Linked DNA regions of Homo sapiens: region 2 is linked to region 1. The links are chromatin contacts, found by Hi-C in ENCODE. All regions are on one chromosome and are shown on one strand. The core of a region is the stretch at or near the end of the contact, and the rest is flanking DNA. Distances in the headings are between cores, read along the strand shown.

Region 1 (7,911 bases), core at 3,989-6,488:
TGATAGAAGACAGTTACTGACATAAGAATAACATACTGGAATAAAGGCATCTTTACCATGTGTATTAGGGCAGGGATAGCTGCTTAAAATATCAGTCTCAAAATTTCCATGGCTTAGCATGAGAGAAGTTTATTTCTTGTTCACCTATAGTCCAGTGTAGGTTTTCTTTGTAAGTAGGGTGGCTTTCCTGTATGTACATAGGATATGGAGGCCTAGGCTTCATTAATCCTGTGGCTCTGCCATCCCTTAGGGTCTTGGAGATGTCTGCATTTTGCCAGAGTCGGGGAGAGATGGTTGAGAAAGAACTTGTGCTTCTAAGAATAAAAGTCTTGGACAGTCGTGTCCTATGCCCACATTCAGTTGGTGGGAACTTCACGTGGAAGTCGCCCCTTGGTGTAAGGGGGCTGGGGAATAGTCCCTGGCTGGGCACTTGTCTCATAGTGCCAACTCCACAGGAACTTGGGGGAGCATGGGGTTTTGATGGATAGCTAGCTAGCCATCCCTGCTGTACTGTCTCCTTGAGGATAAGATTAGAATAATTAATATTCATTAACTGGGGACAGTTTCACTTCTGTTAAGGTGCTAATTATGTTAAGTGGTGAATTTTTATGTGGAAATCAATTTAGATTTATAACTAAATGGGTTTCTTGCCTCCTTTGGTACTGAATAGTTGTGTGATTCATTTTAACTAATTTCCTTATACTTTATAGTTAGGTCACCTCTCAGTGAAACCTAGAAAGTACCATATTTACATCAATTTTGCAAACCACTAAGGAAGAAAAAACTATCAGGCTATGATGTTCCATTGCTTGTAAACATTGATTACATTAGATTTAACCCCTTCTCCATCTTTTTTCTCCTTCTCCTTTCTTCTAGTTTGAAATTGGCACAATGGAAGAAGCTGGAATTTGTGGGCTAGGGGTGAAAGCAGATATGTTGTGTAACTCTCAATCAAATGATATTCTTCAACATCAAGGCTCAAATTGTGGTGGCACAAGTAACAAGCATTCATTGGAAGAGGATGAAGGCAGTGACTTTATAACAGAGAACAGGAATTTGGTGAGCCCAGCATACTGCACGCAAGAATCAAGAGAGGAAATCCCTGGGGGAGAAGCTCGAACAGATCCCCCTGATGGTCAGCAAGATTCAGAGTGCAACAGGAACAAAGAAAAAACTTTAGGTAATAATCCGTTCAGTGGTTGGACGTTTCACATGCTAATCATTTTACTTGTGTTTTCTGCAGCCCAGATAATTTTGAACACAGCCACTTTAGAGGTGCTTAGCCAACACCCCTAGTGTCTTCGGTGAGGTCAGTCCATGTGTCTGCTGCAGTTATGTGCAGGAGGCGAAAACAGCAGAGAGGACGCTTAGTTTTTTTTTTTTCCAAATAATCAAGAATTGGCTAATTAAAAAATTTTTTTTGTAGAGACAGGTTCTCACTGTGTTGCCCAGGCTGGTCTCAAACTCCTAAGCTCAAGCAGTCCTCTCCTGCCTCGGCCTCCCAAAGTGCTGAGATTTCAGGTGTGAGCCACTGTGCCCGGCCACATTGCAGTTATTTCTGATCATTTTCAGTAATTGTGTTTAATCGTCTCTTAAAGGTCTTATTGGCCTTGGGTTAAATGAGAGAAGATTTCATTAATAAAATTTTATGTGAGTAGAAAAGCATTCTTTTTTGAAGTCACCCTTTTTCCCCCATAGCAGTCTGTATGTCAGAGTTATTTTGAGATATATATTTTGATGCAATATCTTACATATAAGAATGAACATTAAAAAAATAAAAATGGTACCTATCACCTAGCTTAAGAAATAAAAGATTACCCCTTACTTCGAAATGCCATTAGTCCCCTCCTAATCTCAGCCACCTGCCTCTCTCTGCCAAAGTCCTTACAGTATTGCTAAGGTCTTTCCCCACAGGAAGAGCTATCTTGTCATCCTTTGGTTAGTTAACCTTAGTTAACACACAGAATATACTTAGTAAATCATAAGAAAAGCACACGTTTTTAAATTGTTCGTAGGAAAAGATATGTTCTCCTGTGATTATGTGTGTCTTTGGCAAAGTGTAGTACCAACTGAAACTCCCTTTGAACTTGCTTCTATATTCGAACTTGGTTAGGAGGAAGCTTTAAAAAAAATTCCATGCCCTTTGTAACTTGCCCTTTGTCTTAACTTGGACATCAGTGATTAGGCAAGGAAATTTATAAGCTTTTAACAAGAGTTCTTATAAATAGCTCGCAGTGTTAGTGAATGAGTTAAGAAATTTGGGGTGGGTATGGGGAGGGGAGCGAGGCCTGCTAATCCAGAATTTAAAAATTGCCTTTTTCATTGAGCTGGTAAATCTCTTATTTATAATCATAGGTGTAAATTAGTTTACTCTGGATGTCAGAGCACGGGAATTGTTAGTAGAATTTACAGGTTAGATTTGATCTCATTCTTCTGGGACTTATTTCTTTTCTTGTTAACCATCAGGAAAAGAAGTTTTATTACTGATGCAAGCCCTAAACACCCTTTCAACCCCAGAGGAGAAGCTGGCAGCTCTCTGTAAGAAATATGCTGATCTTGTGAGTATTAAGCCAAGGATGTGAGAGCCATATAAAATATAACAAAATGTGTGTGTGCTTGATAAGTTTCTTAAAGTACAAATTTGATATGGCCTTAAATGTAAAATTATATTTTATTCTGAAATTGAAGAAGAGAATCTGTTTTGTTGGGGCTTTTTATTGGTTGTATAGTTTCATTTTATGAGGTAATATATAGGGAACATTGTAATACTAAGATGTGGCATAGATTTTCTAAAACTCAGTTTTAGAGTCTAAGTCAGCCTTTCCATTGCTATGTTGTGATGCCTTAGGTGCCACTCAGTTGGGGTGTAGTGGTTCCTGTCTTAAACTTTTCCTAAGGGAATTCTAGAGATTGAGGACTGTTTTGATTGAGATTGTGAGTTACATGAAATCATCTGCTAAAACAATACTTTGTCTCAGAAATACTTCTTTAGCATCTACTATGTGTCAAGCATCCTTTTTTCCATTTTCTAGAAACAGTGACCTTATCAAAGAGTTTGTTCTCAGCTATATTATTTTATTTTATTTTTTTGAGACGGAGTCTCGCCTGTGGTCCAGGCTAGAGTGCAGTGGTGTGATCTCAGCAGACTGCAAGCTCCACCTCCCGGGTTCACGCCATTCTCCTGCCTCAACCTCCTGAGTAGCTGGGACTACATGTGCTCGCCACCACGCCTGGCTAGTTTTTTTAATTTTTTAGTAGAGATGGGGTTTCACCGTGTTAGCCAGGATGGTCTTGATCTCCTGACCTCGTGATCTGCCCGCCTCGGCCTCCCAAAGTGCTGGGATTACAGGCATGAGTCACCGCGCCCGTCCATTCTCAGCTATATTACAGGTATTACAGGTAGCATTAATTCTCTTTTTGGAGTTTCTTTCTTTCTTTCTTTCTTTTTTTTTTTTTTTTTTGAGACGGAGTCTCGCTCCGTCACCCAGGCTGGATTTCAGTGGTGCGATCTTGGGTCACTGCATCCTCCGCCTCCCGGGTTCAAGCTATTCTCCTGCCTCAGCCTCCTGAGTAGTTGGGACTACAGGCGCGTGCCACCACGCCTGGCTAATTTTTTGTATTTTTAGTAGAGATGGGTTTCACCGTGTTAGCCAGGATGCTCTCCATCTCCTGAACTTGTGATCCGCCCGCCTTGGCCTCCCAAAGTTCTGGCATTACAGGCATGAGCCACTGTGCCTGGCCCGTGAGGGCAGTTTCAACTTGGAAACCCTGCCATCCTATTTGAATTGAAGAATGGGAAAATCATAGAACCCTTTAAAGGAATGGTTGCGGGAAGCTTTTAGAATAAGTGGTTCTAATATAAATGCTAAAATTATTGCCTTTTGTGACATACTTAGGTGAATTATCATGTACAATTTATATGCATCTTCATCTGTTAAAACAGTTAATTCCATATCATAAGCCATTACTTTTTTTTAAATCAATGATCAGCTCTAAAAAAATGAATTCTGAGGCTGGGCGCGGTGGCTCACGCCTGTAATCCCAGCACTTTGGGAGGCCAAGGTGGGCGGATCACGAGGTCAGGAGATCGAGACCATCCTGGCTAACACGGTGAAACCCTGTCTCTACTAAAAATACAAAAAAAAAATTAGCCTGGCATGGTGGCAGGCGCCTGTAGTCCCAGCTACTCGGGAGGCTGAGGCAGGAGAATGGCATGAACCCGGGAGGCAGAGCTTGCAGTGAGCCGAGATCGTGCCACTGCACTCCAGCCTGGGCAACGGAGCGAGACTCCATCTCAAAAAAATAAAAAATAAAAAAACTGAATTCTGTTAGTTTATTGCCTCAAGAATGACAGTTACAGGCCAGGCATAGTGGCTCACGCCTGTAATCCCAGCACTTTGGGAGGCCGAGGTGGGTGGATCACGAGGTCAGGAGATCAAGACCATCCTGGCTAACACGGTGAAACCCCGTCTTTACTAAAAATACAAAAAAAAATTAGCCGGGTGTGGTGGCGGGTGCATGTAGTCCCAGCTACTCGGGAGGCTGAGGCAGGAGAATGGCGTGAACCCGGGAGGCGGAGCTTGCAGTGAACTGAGATTGCGCCACTGCACTCCAGCCTGGACGACAGAGTGAGACTCTGACTCAAAAAAAAAAAAAATGACAGTTACTTTCCCTTAGTTTATGAAGTGGTCCAGGTATACCTCAGTTAGCTGGCATTCAGCAGCTTGGCACCTTTCACTATTTGTAGCAACAGGACGCCCTGTGCATCAGTGAAAATGTCCCAGAGCAGTCACAAATGCAAAGATGGCCGAAAACACAGCGTGGTTGGATTGATGGCTTCAGGAAAGGAATGCTTCCATTGGCTGTGGAAGCCAGTCCCCCTTGGTGCCTTTCACATGGGGAGAATCATGCAAGAAATGGCGGAAAAAGAAGAAAGACAAGAACAGAAAAGGGAAAAGAAAAAATGGAGAAAAGAGTAAAAACCAGAAAAAGCAGTGTCGAAGGTTAGCTACCCAACCCAGTGATGTGACAATGACAGACAGCCATGAATTGGTTAGAAGAGAGAACAAACAGTGATCTGGGGTGGTTGTTCTCAGACTCACACCGATCATTGAACTTGTGGTTAAAATGCACATTCTGATTCACTAGGCCTTGGTTGGGGCCTGAGGATCTGCATTTTAACAAATGCCCGGGCAACAGTGATGATGCTGCCAGACCTTGGATCACACTTGAAGTAGCAGGGGTCTAGGGTGTTTTTGTTTGTGACTTTTGGTTTTATTGTTTTGATTGTGGATAAGGTTATTGCTAAGCACCAGCAGTAATGACTGTGTTCATTTCAGGATGTGACACATTGAAGACTTGCCTAGTGAGTAATCTCTCTTTTATACAGATTTGTGCCAAAAATTTGAAAGACAAAATGTGTATTGTTTCCAGAAAATGTTCTAAAGCTTGATTTCTTGAAGCAACACATATTTCACTTAAAAGGTAGATATAGGCCGGGCGTATAATCCCAGCACTTTGGGAGGCTGAGGCAGGCGGATCACCTGAGGTCGGGAGTTCGAGACCAGCCTTACCAACATGGAGAAACCCCGTCTCTACTAAAAATACAAAATTTGCTGGGCGTGGTGGCGCATACCTGTAATCCCAGCTACTCAGGAGGCTGAGGCAGGAGAATCACTTGAACCTGGGAAGCAGAGGTTGTGGTGAGCCGAGATCGTGCCATTACACTCCAGACTAGGCAACAAGAGTGAAACTCTGTCTCAAAAAAAAAAAAAAAAAAAAAAAAAAGTGGAGTATATATATGTGAGGTCACCAAGGGAGTCACAGCCTTTTCCCAAGGATTATTCTGAAAAGTTCCCTTCCCTTTTGCCATCACTGTCTTCTGCCCGTTTATGACATATATCGTCTGATGTCATTGTGCTTGTTGCACTGACATGCATAACTGTTTTGTGGAGCAGTTGGAATGGATTTCTGTGCACTGTAACTGGGATTGTCCATTGGAGAGACCCTGTGGCCAACATGTTCACCAGATCACATGGATTCATGAAATTGTAGCATTTTGCTTTTAGCTGTGGATACCATTAACATGATCCTTAAGTACTTTATAATGCTATTCTTTCCCATCCTGTAGTCAGTTTGTACAGATTATTATAGCATAATAATCTTAATATATGCTTGGGGTAGGTTCCATTCTCCTTACTCTTTTCTTCTGAAGTATCTTGGCTATTCTTGGCCCTTTACTCTCTATAGATTTTAGATTCAATTTAGTAGTTCCGTGTGTTGGGGGGCACTATTTGGGATTTCAAAGAGCATTTCACAGAATCTGTAGATACATTTGGGGGAGAATTGCCATCCTCATGATATTAATGTAACTTAAAAAATGGTTATCCTGGCCAGATATGGTAGCTCAGCCCTGTAGCATCTGCACTTCAGGAGGCTGAAGCAGGATTGCTTACAATCAGGAGTTCAAGACCAGCCTGGGCAACGTCGCAAGACCCTGTACACACACACACACGCACACACGCCTGTAGTCTCAGCTACTTGGGAGGCTGAAGTGGTAGGATTGCTTGAGCCCAGGAATTGGAGGCTGCAGTGAGTTCGTGCCACATGGCAACCCAGCCTGGGCGACAGTGCAAGATGCTATCTCCAAAAAAAAAAAAAAGTTATCCTTTTGAGGAAAAAGTAAAATTAGATCCTTACACACCAGAGGCAACAATCAATTCCAAATAGATTAAAGGCTTAAATGTCAAAAATTAAGCTTTGAAATTTGTAGATATTATTTTGATTTATCAATAGATAAATATTTTTCAAACCTTGAGTTTAGGAAATATTTCTTATAGCACAAAAAGCACTGTCAGAGGAAAGATTGTACAAATTTGCTTTATTGAAATTAAGAACTTTGTTTTCGTCAAAAGATGCCCTGAAAAAAAGTGAGAAGATGGCCAAGCGCGGTGGCTCACACCTGTAATCCCAGCACTTTGGGAGCCTGAGGCAGGCGGATCACGAGGTCAGGAATTCAAGACCAGCCTGTCCAATATGGTGAAAGCCCGTCTCTACTAAAAAAATAAAAAAAAAAAAATTAGCCGGGCATGGTGTTTGCGCGCCTGTAGTTCCAGCTACTCAGGAGGTTGAGGCAGGAGAATCGCTTGAACTGGGGAGGCGGAAGTTGCAGTGAGCCAAGATCGCACCACTGCATTCCAGCCTGGGCAGCAGAGTGAGACTTCATCTCAGAAAAAAAAAAAAAGTGAGACGACATTACAAACTGGGGAGAACATATTTCCAACAAATATAACCAGCAGGCGATTTAGTATCAAGAATATCTAAAGAACACTAATGTGAAAAGGACAAATAGCCCTATGGAAAGCTGGATGAGAGACATGAAAGGGACATTTCATAGAAGTGGAAAAACAAAGATACGAAGATACCTTAACATAAAGGTCCATAAACATTCAAAGAGATGTTCCACCTGATAAGTGATTAGGGAAATGCAAATTAGGACCACAGTGAGATGCCATTTTACGTCTATTGTAGTGGCATAAATGAAGAAATCTGATCATTTTGGAGAGGATGTGGATCTACGTGGTCTCTTATATATTGCTGTTGGGAATATCAATTCACCATTGTCATGTGAAATCAAACATTTAGAAATCATTGCCCAGCAACCTCATTTCTGATGTTTGCACAGAGGAGAAATTCCTGACACGTGTATACCAGGAAACACATGAGAATGTTCATACCACTGTGAGTAATAACAAAACCTAGAGACAGCCCAGATGCCTGTTGATGCAAGAAGATGGATTAATAAAGAGTTTTGTGTGTATGTGTGGTGTGTTTTTATTTTTTATCTACTTGTTTGTTTATTTTTCAGACAGGGTCTCACTCTACCACCCAGGCTGGAGTGCAGTGGCGCAA
Region 2 (7,911 bases), core at 3,627-6,126, 550 kb after region 1:
TGCCTGGCGTTGCACTACAATTATTTGTTTACGTGTCTGTCTACCCCACTAGACAACACCCTTTGAGAGCAATGTTTATGTCTTCTTTCCTTTTATATCTCTGGCAGCTCACAGAGGCCTAAGCACCCAATAAATGTTTGCACTCAGTAAATGGAAGCATCCGGTCAATGTTTGTTACATCACCAAAGGAACGAATAAGTGAATGAAACTCCATTGTTGTTTGCTATCACCATCTGCTTTAATTCTGTCAGTTATTTTGAGTTACGTATTTGCAGTTCTGACTAAATCCAGATTTGGCATGTTTAAAATTATATTCAGTTGTAAAATGTGAGGCTAGGATTTTTGAAGATTAGAAAGAAGTAAGAATTTCTCCCACAGGAAACAATGTGAGTAATCAACAGTTCTCTGCAAAGGAAGATAAAAAGGCTGGTTGGCATAGTCTTTGTATTCACAGTCTTTGGCATTTTGGGAAAACCATTTTAATAGCATTATTTTTTCTGCCCATGTTTTCCTATCAATAAAATGCAGAGAGAAACCCCTGTCCTTCACACTTGATAGACTAAATGAAGATTTTTAAGGAAGAAAAGCACAAGCTGAAACAAGGGAAAACCTTCAATGGTAGTATATAGTCTTTTTTCTCCCTCGAAACTATACATATGGTAGTTATCAATATATGTGTAAATATATTTATGTGTATGGTGGATTAATATTTTGATGTATTAATGAATATGTTTCTCTCCCAGTGTTTCATGGGAATACCTGTACACAAAGCCACATTCAAAGTTCCTGAACTGGAAGAACTTGGACTTTAGAGTTGCAAAAAGTAAGCTATGAAGGCTTTGGACATCATAAACCACACATATGGAAGAATGCATGCTTCCTCATTCAAGATGGCATACCACCATGGGCTGTGAACTTCCTCCCATGAGCCAGCAAAACTAAAGGAAAGAGGGATTTGGGGACTCTCAGAGCTCAGCAACTAACATTAAACTTTGCAGAAACTCTTGGAAAGCCTGACAATGGTGGCCTCCTGGTGTGGGAGAGAGAGGAGTGAGTAACATCTTTCTGTGACCCTTCAGTCGGCTATGTGTATGAGCTCTTTCCATATGTTTTAAGGCTCTCTGAAGTTTATCCTTTATTTTTCCCTTAAGGTGTTGTTCTGTACTGTAACTTTATTTGTAAGTGCAGTTTAAGTGTAGTATAGCCATGAGCTCGAAAAAGTTTTCTGCTTCATTGTGAACCACATGACTCTCCAACGATTTCCCAAGAATGACAACCTCACCCTCCTCCACTCCTCACCACCCAATTTCAAATCTGCTCTTCTTCCTTCATGAGATATTATAACATTGCATTTTATGTACAAACTATATTTATTTACTTTCAAATTGTAGCCCTTCACCTATGTAAACTTGCTATAGTTTTCTATCTGTGAAATGGTTTAAGTAACTTAAGTTGGGATGGAATGCTCATAATTTTTTCCAATAAAATTAATGCAAATATTTTTTATTTAACAGGTTTTTACTTAGTGGCAGGACTTTTTAGGAGTAGATTACATTGATTAAATGAGGAATAGGTTCAATTAGGTGGAGGAAAAGACACTTCAGTCACTATAATTCAATGATTATGCTAATGTGCCCCGTGTATCTCCTGGCATTTCTTAGCCAAAAGAAATATTTTCAAGTATAAATAATGGTAGGATATTCAAATCAGAACATTTTTAGCGAAGAGTGTTTTAGGAATCTCTGCTTTGCCGCTTGTGAGGTTCTATAGGAAGCCTGACTAGGGTTCCGTGGAGGCATGAGGACAGCCAGGTTGAGGACAGTGGCGCTTCACGGTGCTCTCAATGCCAATCTTCAAGTTCAGCAAAGCCCTTCTTCCTTCTGGGCTGGAGCAGGCAAGAATGTAACTGTGGGGCGTGGTGACACAGACAGGATCTTTCATTCATTTTACAATGGCATACAGTTTATACTGACTAAACATTTGAATTTATGGGCGAATTGTGCTGGCCTTTGAGCTGCATGAATGACTGCTGGGAATTAGGCGATGGGGCCATTTAAAAATGTTTCCTTTCCCTTCTATTTTGGCTACAAGTGCACGGTAAATAAACATGTGTACATGAATAGTGGGGAGGCGGTGTGATTGGGAGAGATCAACACACACATAACAATCTGGTGTAACAATCAGGTGTAACAACCTGGCTTTAGAAAGCAACCTTGACTTCATCAGAACTTTTTGTGGGAAAATTTGGAGTAAAATGTCACAATTCAGGATTTAAACAAGAAAGACACAGCTCCCACGTATGCTGAAAACTCATCAGCTTAAGACTATTCACATGTCCTGTCAGGATTACATGTGTTGCTACCCTTTTTAAAATTTCAGTATTTTAGTTCTAGAAAGCAGGAATAAAACCCAAAAATGTGTGTAGGGGTGTGTGTGTGGGGGTAATTCACATGGGAGGGACTTGAGTTGGGAAAAGGGTAGGATGGGGCCAGCAGGCTGTCTTGAAGCTGCCTTCCCAAAGCTAGCAGTTTTTTATTTAGATGGTGTCACTAATGTAAAACAATCGTTACATTTTCTAAAGATACCTTTATTCATATCTTACAGAGGACTGGGAAAACATCAACCAACCATATCAATGAATATGATCATTTGTATTAGGTTTGGTTTTGGTGACTTTGAAGGAGGGTGTCTTTCTCCCCAAATAAAACAAAAACAAAAACAAAAACAAAAACAAAAACAAAAACGTAATGTGCTCTTGGAAAGGTCACTGGGGACCACCACCAAAGGAAGGGGAGGGGACAGCGAGAATGAAGGAGATCAAAAGCCAAAATTAAAGGTTTTTAAAATTTTAACCAAAGGGCTTTATTAGCACACAAGTCAGAGTCAAGGAGATTACAAAGAGGGCACTCCTTTTTGCATCCTTGAACTGTGCTTTGAATCATTTTGAAATCTCGGCTTGAATCTGAGCTGATCACTTGGGGGCAGACACTAAGGTAGCTGGCCTGTTTTTTAGCTTAATTACCCCCTTGAACCCTTTCTCTCCTGGGCCTTTGCCCTTCCTTTCTGATCACTTATTTTGGGAGCCCTGGAAGGAACTTGCCAATAATCTGAAACTCCCTTTAGGAGTGAGAGTCCCACACCACTTATTCATTGCCCCTGTCAATGCTCAGATGGGCCCGCTCCACTGGCACCCTTGCTATTAATAGGACAGTGCTAGGTAAGGGAGAGTGAGAGGCAGGGCAGCCTGTTGCCACAAGGCTTGCTAACCAGATGCCTTTAATATCCCTCATTGTTCTCCATGCTTCCATGTGTTTAGGGAGAAGTGTCTGGCTTGCCTACCCAGCAGAACTCATGTTCAGAATTTTGAACGTATTAAAAAGTCAAGCTCAATTTAAAAACAGCTAGCTCAACGCTTTTCAGATTTGTGAGATAAAAAACAAACCTTAAAAGACCTTGTTCCAAAATATTCTTTTCTTTCATTTTTTATTTGGAAACAAAACCAAATTTAAAGTTGCAAGAAATGTACAATGAACCCTGATATGCCCTTAACCTAGACTATTTTGAACATTTTGCCATATTTTGTTTTTTTCTCCCTTCATACATACACATCTTTATTATCATCATTCTTCTTCTTGTTGTTACTGAAACATTTATGTGTACTTTGCAGACATCATGGCCCTTTACCCCCAAAGCCTCAGCCTGGATCTTTTATGAACAAGGATATGTCCTTGCCGAAAATTTTGGTTTTTTTTTGTTTTTTTTTTTTTGTTTTGTAGAATAAGACAAGGGTCTGTTGAAGCCTTTAAAACCAAAGCGTGGGCCAGTCCAAAGTGCTGACTGTTGGAGCCTCCTCCCTCTCCCGCCTTTAGAGGGAGGAGAGGAGACACCACCGCAGGTCTGGAGGACTTTATTGTTGCCATAAAACATATTTTTTCCATGTTCTCTTTAGAAACACGAAAAGAGGCTGCATTCCCAAGATCTGGCTTGTGGCTTTAAAATAAAAAATATTTTTACAGTATACTTTTTGGAGGCATGAAAGCACGTGTTTTATTAACATTTCCCAAACTCTTTTTACTGACGGCATACAGCCTGCAGCCTGCTGCAATCGAAAATGCATGCCTTTTTAGAAATTATACCTTTCAGTTAACTGAAGGGGAAAACTTTCCCTTCTTCTGTAAATCATCATCTCTCTGATGGAGAACTTTAAAAATCCTGTGTATGATCAGCACAGTAGGGTGACGAGGAGGTAATGCCGTTTATCTCACCCAACGTGCAATGAGTTTCGTAAGCAGTTTTCTGGGGATTTTGCTCATTGGTGGTTTGGGTCTCATTCACGATATTCTATAGAGCCCGTGCCCAAAACAGGGGGCCACGTGATGCCTGGGAAGGGGTATAAACAGCACTCTGGCTGCTCTGGCCACATGGAGATGCGCCTACGCCCTTTGCCCTCCCCAGTTGTCTCCTTGCGTTCATAGAGCCCGGGGATCTCCAAGGAGCAGCCCAGTTTTCCCTGTAAGAACCCAAAGGTCTTGTACAGAGCTGGAATTCGGCGAAAAACTTGCTCCAACACGCCAAATCTGCCGCATCCTCAATACCCCACCCTCTTCCCTCTGCGCTTACTGCCCACACCCCTACTCCCAACTTGAGGACTCCCCGCCCCCACCACGCTGACAGTCTCAATTCCAACCCCTTGGATGTGAGGAAGTGTCTTTGCGCCTGAACGCGCCCAGCACGGCGAGGCCACCAGTGACTCCCAGCGGCCGCACAGGGCGCTGCGCCCCCCTCGCCCCGGCCTCCCCCGCCCTGCGTCCGCCCCGTCACCCCCGCGCGGCCTCCTGCGCCCGGGCTGGAGGCAGATTCCTCTCTCCGGGTTTTCAGAGCGCCTTTCCGAAACCTCCTCCCCGCCCAGCCAGGGAGAGAGATCCCGGGCGCAATCGCTCCCCGGAGCGGCCGAGGGGCGCGCGGGGAGAGGCCTGCGCCGGGGTACTTTCAAACTGAGGCGCGCGCACACACTCACACCCACCCACCCACTCACCCACACACACACAGACACACGCACGCCCATTTATATAGGCGGCGGCGACGGCAGTGGCCGGGGTGGCGACGGCGAGCACAGAAACGATGGAGTTGAGCCAGTCGACCCTGGTTGGAAGCAAGTGAGAAGAGACCAGGCGCACCCCTAAATTTCTGTGCGGAGCGCTTGTCATCCTCCCCAGGGAACGGTGCACCCAAAGGAGGACTGGCTGGACTGATTTGCTAGGGAGAGGGCGGGGAAGAGGAGGCAAGGTGAGCAGAGAAGCCCCCTGCGTATCCGGACTGCCAGATCGCGCTTTTGCCGGACTCCTGCCCCCTCCCTGCTCAGGTGGGCGCGCCCGGTCTCCAGCTCACAGGGGCGCTTGGAGGAGACCAGAAAGTCGCCGCCTGGCTGCGCGGGATGCCTTTCGCCAAGCGGATCGTGGAGCCGCAATGGCTGTGCAGGCAGCGGCGCCCTGCGCCCGGCCCAGCAGTGGACGCGAGCGGAGGCAGCGCTGAGCCGCCGCCGCCCTTGCAGCCGCCGGGCCGGAGGGACCTGGACGAGGTCGAGGCGCCAGGGCCAGAGGAGCCAGCCCGCGCCGTCCCTGCACCTTCAGGGCTGCCACCGCCGCCGCCGCCACTGCCCGCGCCGGCCGACCAGACTCAGCCGCCGCACGGAGAGGCGTCCGTGGCTGGCGAGGAGAGCACGGCGGGGATCCCGGAGGCGGCGCCCGCAGCCGGCGAGGCGTCCTCGGCGGCGGCGGCGGCGGCCGTGCTGCTCATGCTGGACCTATGCGCGGTCAGCAACGCCGCTCTGGCCCGTGTCCTCCGGCAGCTCTCGGACGTGGCCCGGCACGCTTGCAGCCTCTTCCAGGAGCTCGAGAGCGACATCCAGCTCACCCACCGCCGCGTCTGGGCGCTGCAGGGCAAGCTCGGCGGCGTGCAGCGCGTCCTCAGCACGCTTGACCCTAAGCAGGAGGCAGTGCGTGAGTACCCGCGCCGTCCGCCCGCCAGGCTATGGGTTTCTGCGCCGCACCCTCGCGCCCTCCCCAGCAGCGGCAATCCCAGCCCCGCGGCGCCGCTCCGGTTGCAGCTTGCACCTTACTACTCTCGCCTTCCCACCCTTCCCATCCCCTGGGACCCACCCCAATCCTCCTGGGGCTGAGTGGCTGGGCTGGACCCCGATTCAGTGATGCAGACGTGGACGGTGGAAAGTTAAAAGGGCGACCTCTGAAGTCGCAGGCAGCGTGGGCTGAGAAGGAGCAGAAAGGGAGCGTTTATGGGGAGCACAGGAGGCAGAGAGGGTCTGTCCTTCACCACCGGGGCTCGCCTTTCACGTCCTTCACGGGGCGTAGGGAGGAGGGTTGCAACTCCTGTGGTTTCCAGAAGCCCAGCCCTGAGCCCTGTAGCCCACACCATGCATGTTCAGGGTTGGGGGTTCCAGGAGTAGTGAGTGTTCTTTTGAGACTGCTGCAGCACCGCGGCTGTTTCGTCACTCGCTGTGACCTCAGGTGCTGCCCCGAGCTCCGAACTTGTGCCTTGCCCTCGTGTGCGACGTAGCGTGGCGCTGCTCGCCTCCTAGACTGAACTTCGTAGTGCTTCTGCCGAAAACCCTTGTGGCCCGGAGGGGCCGCGGGGAGGGTCAGGGAGAGATGAGGGTGGGAGTGTCAGGGGCCCCGGGGAGATGGAGGAGACCCCTGGGCATCTTTTCTGCTCTGAACAGCCCAGGGTTCCTACTAAATGGCTCTGTGCCATCTGCCCGCAGAGGATCCCACAGACTATCTTCCTCCTCCCCGGTGCACTGTCGCCCAAATTTACTGGCACGTGGACTTAGGTATGAACTAGTCTGCTAGGCGGGCTGCAGGGAAACGACGAGGAAGGAAGTCTGGGAGACCCCTGGGCGTCTTTGCTGTCCGTTGACTTCGCTTTTACGACACCCAAGGGCTCCCAATAAATAGTCATTCTATGTCATCTCCCTTCCAAGGGCGGTCCCCTTGGCTCCGGATCGTCCAAATCTGGCGACGGCAGAATCATTTAGGAACGACCCAGGAGGTAGACAGGGGCGCTGGGTTGGCGCGACGGTCCTTTGGCGCCTAGTCAGGCTGCGACGCTCGCGGCGAAGGTGATGTCAGCGGCTCTGACTTACGTAAGAAGCTTCCTAGGTTGCTGCCGCAGCTGCGCCGGTGCGCAGTGGCCTAGGAGCGCGCGGGGCGGAGGCGCTTTGGAGGCATCCTTCCCTGGGGATTTCCGGGCACCTCTGCCCCACAGCCCAGCTCAGCCTCCCAGCGGTCCCTGCCCGCCCGCGTGTTCTCTCCCTCTTCCCCTCCTCCTCCGAAAAACCCTTTGAACCCCGTCCCGGGAATTCACTGCTTTTCTGCAATAACAATAGTAATAAGCGTAATGAATAAATGATGTGCTCGATCGGTTTTCGCAGCTATAAAAGACCCGGAGTTGGGTTAATGACTGGTTGTTTAAAAGGGCAATTCCGGGGATGAGTTCTGGAAAGAATTAGGACTGCCGTAGGCCAAGTCGTATTTTACTTTTGGGACTTGAAATGAGCGCTTTAATCCTGCCTCCTTTTTACCCCAAACCACACAGCAGGGACAGGCCCTTCACTTTCAACAGCGCAGGTATCTGGGGAGTGCGGTTGTGGGAGTGGTGATTTCACTTCAAAAGAACTGGAGGGAAGTTTTGCAGACTGTTGAGTGGTGCATACATTTCCCGTGTGTGTGTGTGTGTGTGTGTGTGTGAGACACACCTCTCCTTAAGTTAGATTTCACGCGAATGAAACTCACTGCCAGAGCAGAATGTGCCCACTTCTTTCTCTCTTTAGATGCAGCAGTGGGCAGTTATGTACCTGGAACGTGTCAGAGTTCTTTCAAGTCCTTTTAACTGTTT

What was found. Hi-C counts contacts between places; a loop is a spot of excess contacts on that map. Pooled maps may share reads with other maps.
Region 2: a map of ascending aorta shows a loop between it and region 1 (5-fold over the local background). The contact joins the promoter of NHS here to the enhancer-like site in region 1. A Hi-C loop is called at or near these places in 4 of 168 maps with a recorded cell type or tissue (PC-9, ascending aorta, chondrocyte and 1 more) and 12 of 50 pooled maps.

Annotation. Positions count from the first base shown.
Region 1 is chrX:16,817,698-16,825,608 of GRCh38, forward strand. It overlaps TXLNG (taxilin gamma), which reads left to right. Exons shown (of 10, transcript NM_018360.3): 2 at 877-1,180; 3 at 2,467-2,558. Among named protein-coding and RNA genes, the nearest start is that of TXLNG, 35 kb to the left of the region's middle. Within about 2 kb of position 5,239, at least 3 of the 41 ENCODE cell types and tissues checked have a DNase peak (open chromatin) inside an H3K27ac peak, as active enhancers do.
Region 2 is chrX:17,370,324-17,378,234 of GRCh38, forward strand. It overlaps NHS (NHS actin remodeling regulator), which reads left to right and starts at 4,877. Exons shown (of 9, transcript NM_001291867.2): 1 at 4,877-5,999. The coding sequence starts at 5,435.